Linked DNA regions of Mus musculus: region 2 is linked to region 1. A link is a loop called in an ENCODE intact Hi-C map of the cell type or tissue named here. Cell type or tissue: left cerebral cortex. All regions are shown on one strand. Each heading gives the region's core, and the rest is flanking DNA. Links, peaks and the distances in the headings are about the cores only.

Evidence for each region. Peaks named below come from ENCODE experiments on the same cell type or tissue, not always from the same donor. Only the 100,000 strongest peaks of a DNase experiment are listed, where the experiment ranks them.
Region 2: a loop joins it to region 1, with 5 times the contacts of the local background. A loop is called at or near these places in 17 of 42 quality-filtered maps.

The regions. Positions count from the first base shown.
Region 1 is chr12:29,881,759-29,884,675 of GRCm38, reverse strand. All of the region lies in intron 18 of Myt1l (myelin transcription factor 1-like), which reads right to left. Among named protein-coding and RNA genes, the nearest start is that of Gm46346, 32 kb to the left of the region's middle. In left cerebral cortex, for the core only: a CTCF peak has its summit at 1,268 (motif pointing right); DNase peaks (open chromatin) are centred at 1,306 and 1,610; H3K27ac peaks cover 2,399 bases.
Region 2 is chr12:29,674,859-29,677,775 of GRCm38, reverse strand. All of the region lies in intron 3 of Myt1l (myelin transcription factor 1-like), which reads right to left. It overlaps C630031E19Rik (RIKEN cDNA C630031E19 gene), which reads left to right. Exons shown (of 4, transcript NR_046080.1): 4 at 63-2,146. Among named protein-coding and RNA genes, the nearest start is that of C630031E19Rik, 10 kb to the left of the region's middle. In left cerebral cortex, for the core only: CTCF peaks have their summits at 1,468 and 1,671 (motif pointing left); a DNase peak (open chromatin) is centred at 1,657; H3K27ac peaks cover 1,062 bases.

The sequences.
Region 1 (2,917 bases), core at 232-2,731:
AGCTAAGTATAGAGGTGAGACTGGAAGGCTACCCGTGCACAAAAATGAGGCTAGCCCACAAGCCTGGTACACTGTGGCTGGCAGACTAGTCACTCACAGATGTGCTTTCTCCAGACTGGATGACACAGTGCCAAGGAGCAGGTGGGCACACAGGAACTGGACCAGTTTCAAATGTGCGAATGGCAGATTGCCACACTTGGATGCATAAGCAAGTTTCAGGGTTTAGAAATTTTCTAATTTCCCTCTGGCCCCATGAAAGGGAATGTGCATCTCGGTCTCAGGGATAGAGGTCAATATCTTCCACACCACATGTAAGGGTAGAGTTTAATTTATGGCCTGTGTTAGGGGAGGAGCAAAGCCACCTGAATGTCAGGGCAGTGGAGGTGTCTGTGGAGTGCTCAGGTCCACGCAGGAGGAGGTGGACCTTTGAAATAGCCATTGGCTACAGAATAAGGCTGAGATTGTTTGAATGAAACCTACTTGTCAATAACAGCTCTATCCCTGACTGGGGACTGGGTTTGAACAGATTAACTGTGTTAGCCTTCACGTCCTGTGTGATGATAAGGCCTGTCACTCAATAGCTAAGAGAATATTTCCTGAGAAGTGATTCAGTAGGCTTGTTCAGTGGTTGATTTTGCCAATGCTGAGGCACTCACCTGAGAGAAACCATCCTGAGAGATACTGAAAGGAATAACAGTTCTGGTTGGAGGTGTTTCAAGAGACTCTGTGTTTCCTACTCACCAATGACCTACACTCGGCCTTATTTTCTACTGTAGGGAGATTTTAAAGCTCTTCCTAATTTAAAACCTAGTGAAAGTTAATTGAGAGTTTATTCCTTTAACAAGAGTAAGCTCAAATGAAAATGAGGTCTTATATCCAAGAAAGAACAACGATAATTGGCTCCTCCTACCCCCACCTACAAAACCTTTGCAGCAAGTTCTACGTGTTAGGCTGTCCTTTACAAAGGTATAATTTGTCACCTAGTAAGAAAGAGGTTCAAGATGCACTCTTCCTACCACAAAAGAAAAAAATAATTTTCTCACTTTCAGGGTTGTCATTGTTTTGCAGAAGGTTTGCTTTCAGGAACTCGGCCAGGTGAGACCACCTGTTAGCCATGAGGCTGTGGGCCTGCTCACAGCCAGGACGGTAGCTGTGGGGCTAGAGAGCCTCTCTGAGAGGAGCAGAGAAGGGCAGGCCCACTGATTGCTCCTCTCCCCCTGCACTGTTTGAGCTCCTAACTGCTGAAGCGCTTGCTGCCTGCCACTCTCTACCAGCAGGTGGCACCTTTGGGCCGAGAGAGGGAGCTGGGGCTGCTTCACCTGCCCTCCCAGGCATTTATTCCTATCTGACTATTCAAGACTTTAAGGCTTTCTTAAACTCATAGATTTACATATAAAATTTCCCAGCCTTAAGAAATTTCAATATTCAAAACCACAATTTTCTGCAGCCTCAAGTGAGGAGATGAAGATTCCTCTAAAAAAGGGCCCTGCCTCTCAGGCCTCTCCTCCACTCCGGGCCTGGGGGAGGTGTGTGGAATCCACTTTTCCTGTCACGCTGGTAACCATCCCTCTAGGAGCACATCTTCCCAGGAAGGGAGGCCCACGTGGGACAATCAGAGGCAGTCTGTGTGCACAGCTTGGGTTTTTGAAACCACAGAAGAGATGGGCTGGGTTTCCATGGAAACGGCCCTCAGCTCCCTAGGGGGAGGCAATGGCTTGGCTGTCAACACTGAAGTGCTTCTGGCAGGCCAGGGGAGGTTTTAAAGGACACTGTTCGATGGCCCTTCTTGCTTTCCTAACAGCAGCCATGGACAGCAGTAGGGGGGTTATTTTAGGCTTTTATAGTTAAGGATGTAAAGTTTGTTAAACAAAGTGCTTCGCTTTATCGGTATATTTTTTCTCATTACAATGGGAATATGAGTAAGAAAGGAAATGAGGAATAAGTAATCTCATTTCATACTCTCTGCTTCTTAGATTGTGAGACAAAACACCCCGGTCTTCTTGCTATAACCTGGTCTTGTCTTTGTGATAATAAAAGAAAATAATTTTTGGTGGTACATATTGCTCTCTGGCTGTGAACACTGGTCTTGAAGAACCATGACAGAAAAATAATTTTTAAATGTCTTAAATAGTGCTTAACTGGAGAGACATGCAGATTCAGGGGACATCCAGAAGTTCTCAGAGACCATTCTGATCCCAGGGCACAGTCCTCTGCTGCCAGGGAAGCTAACTGCTGCTTACTGGGGTCTGAAACCCCTGGCCACTCTGCCTTCTGTTTTTCTACCTATTTATCATCAAGAAAACACAGAACCTCTTTAAGAACAGCCACTGGCCACACCTACCCAGAGAGTATCAGATATGTCCTCTAACATAGAAAAAAAAATGACTATCAGTATACTGAAATATATAATCTTAAAGTCAGAGAACTCTGATTTAGAAAAAGATGGGACAGTAGCCAGCACACCTCAATTGTGATAGGAATTTGTCCTCAATGGGACTCAAGCCCCATTACACAGCCCCATGTGGTACCCTTTTTATAGAACCATAACCTGGAGAGAGAATAGGAACAGTTACTGACTGACATTGTCTTCCTGGTTAATTATTCATAAGTGTCTAGAAAATCCTTTCTCTATATCATCCCCACACTTTTTAAGAAGACATAGTAAGAGGGTTAAATCAACATTTAGAATTATGTTAAGGAGTATAAAGTATGATGTCATGATAAAATCTCTGGTAACATGTGAGCATGATGCTATGATAGGTGTGTCCCCTGGTAAAGCAAATATGTAGCATTATGATAGGTGTGACCTCTGTTTAAACGAGGATGTGACATCATGGTAGGTATCCCCTCTAGTTAAGTGAGCATGACATCACGATAGGTGTGCCCTCTGGTTGGGTATGAGATGTTATGATCGAGG
Region 2 (2,917 bases), core at 284-2,783, 210 kb after region 1:
CAGAACAGCCTCATAGCTTAATCCCATTGTCGGGGACACAAAAGTGTTTTGTGTCAATGCAGGTACTTCGATGAGAAGGTGGGAGCAAACTTGAACTTCTGGGCCAAGGAGCGAGTGAGACAAGCTCTTGATGTGGATGGAGCTCTTCCCTGCCTTGTTCATTCTAATCCTGCTCTTGAAATTTCAAAGAGAAACTCAGGCAGAGAAGCACATGGATCTCTTTCCATAAATATGTTCAGGACTCCAATCAGAAGCACTGACAGAAACAGTTGATGTATACATACATGCATCTATGCATACACACACACACACACACACTCATTTAAGATTTCATCGTATACATTGTGTATGCTACTGTGTCTCATAGGATGTTCCATGCAAACGCATGTGTGTTGACCACACTTCCCACATCTCCCTATACTACCATTTCCTCTCATGCCTCTCCCTGAGTCATCTTTGCTTCACTAGGAAGTTTGCCTTCCACTTTCATATAACATCTTATACTTGATTTTATGTATCTCTATAAAATCTGGGAACCACAAATGACAGAAAACATGACATTTGTGTTTCTGAGATGAACTTGATTCACCTGATATGGTTATCTCTGGTTATATCCATTTCTCTCTCGACAAACGACAATTTCATTTTTTCTTTAGATCTGGAAATTCCCATTGTGCATATATAGCACATTTTTTTAATCTACTCCTCTGTTGTTGAGCACATAGGCTGAGTGAGGGACAGTTGCGTTTTAAAGTGAAACATATTATTGTCTCTAAATATTTGTAAAGCTTCATTTCAAGAGACCTGATTTGTGTTGCAATGGCTTTGAGGAACCTTTTGATACAGCCCATGACCAGAGCAATAATGTTTGGGTTTTCCTCCTCGAACTTTTGTAACCTTACATAAATGAAACCACTAACACCTGCAAAGGATGATCCACCATACAGCCTGCAGTCTGCATGCAGCCCTGGGATAAAGACCCACAGAGACCAGTCTATTAGCACCATGACGTGGGCTACTTAGAGGACTCTGTGAAAAGGCCACTGGGAGCACAGAGCACATCAACAATGGGAGCACAACAGTCAGAGCTTTGCATAGTCACAATCCCAGCAGACATTGCCTCATCTCTGTGAAATTGCTTTGTTATGAAAGATGGCTTTTACCGCCGAAAGGTCCACGGGAGAGTTTACTCACAGATGAAGGGTATAAGGATGCTCACCATTAGATAAATGGATGGCAAATTGTACTAAGAACTAAAAGAGAGACTTTCAGCTTGGCTAATAGATCTGAGTTTATCCTGTGACGTAGGGGTAAGGGGGAATAGACAAACTGCCCTGCTGATATTGAGGCCATGGAAAGGATTTGTGACAGCAACATCATGGGAAGGCACTTTGCTTCGTTGACTGAAGGCTTTTCTAATTCACTGTTTAGGGAGGAGACTCTGCCATGAGCACCCAGGAGTCCTTCCCTGAGAGCTATTTTATACGCCATGCTCCCTGCAGTCAGCACAGGGTCTCCAGTTTGCCAGAGGGCTCCAAGAAAGCCTGTGCTTTTGTCAGAGCTCTGGGTCTCTTAGGAGCCCATTTAGGTGAAGATTACCAGTGCAGAGCCACGTGGCTTAGAGTCCAGGTTTTCAGGGCACCTGCTGCACTTCGAGTGTTCACTGCCCCCTGCTGGAAACTCTGAGGCTTTCGTCTAATTCAGACTATAATGAAGTCACTGTGCTTCCTATCTGAAGGAAACTCAGCCCCTCTTCTTCGCAGCAAATTTCCTTCCTCATATTGACCGAGAATTGATAATTACTGGAAAACGTGAGGATGAAGAGGAGACATGCTCTTCTGCCTACTGTGTTCTTGTGGAAACCCTCCGAAGCGGTGGATGCTCACAGGAGTGCTTCTTATGCCGACAGCCGTGGGCTAATGTCACCGGCATACACATCTCCAAGCACACACTTCGGAAAGGTCAAGGAGGATCACAACTCCGCAAAAGAAGGTGCTGACTTGTGGGAGGCCACCCAGACAGTGCTACCTCCCCACAGCTCCTGTCAGACCAGGCAGCTCCACTGGCAAATTAGGGAACTTGTAGATTCAGGCATCTGATAAAACAGTGCATTTAGCAAGAAAAAAATAAAACAAACTTAATCAAGGCAATAAAGTCACCCTTGCTCTTACCCCTTTTGTTTCTAAGTCGTGTGTGTGTGTGTGTGTGTGTGTGTGTGTGTGTGTGTGTGTGAAAGCACAAAGGAATAGGAAGGAAGCATCTTCACGCTTGCCCAGTGTAAACTCAGGAACACAGAAATGGAACAGCAGCACAAGGGCCTTTGCTTGGTAAACTGATACAAAAGCAAGCATGTATGTATGGGCCAAGATTGGGGAGCTAGAAGGGAGACCATGAAAGGGGAGAAAGAAGTCTCCAGAAAGGGAGAGAAAGAGAGTGATAGAAGCGCAAGACAAGAACTCATGGGGGGGGGGGGTTAGGATGGGGGAGGAAGCAGCAGGAGAGAGTTGAGATGGAGGAGTGAGTAGGAGAAGATATTAAAACAAATATGCATGAACGTCCCATAGTAAAACCCATGATTGTGCATATTAATAAAAAACAAAACAAAACAAAACCTGACAAAACCCCAAAAGTTCTTCAGTTAGTATCTTCATGTGTGCTTTGAGTTTAAAAACAAACATATAGATCAAGGTTTTAGGGACCCTGCAATCCATAGTCAATTGTTGGGTGGTTCCCGTGTATGTGCGGGCCTGGCGTAGAGAGCCTCTGGAGGAAAGGCTCACAATCTGTGGGTTGCAACCTCTTTGGTAAACCTTGACCTCCAAAACTATGTACATTTCAGTTAGTAACAGCAGCCAAATTACAGCTATGAAGTACCAACAGAATAATGTTATGGTTGGGTGGGGGTCACGACAGCATG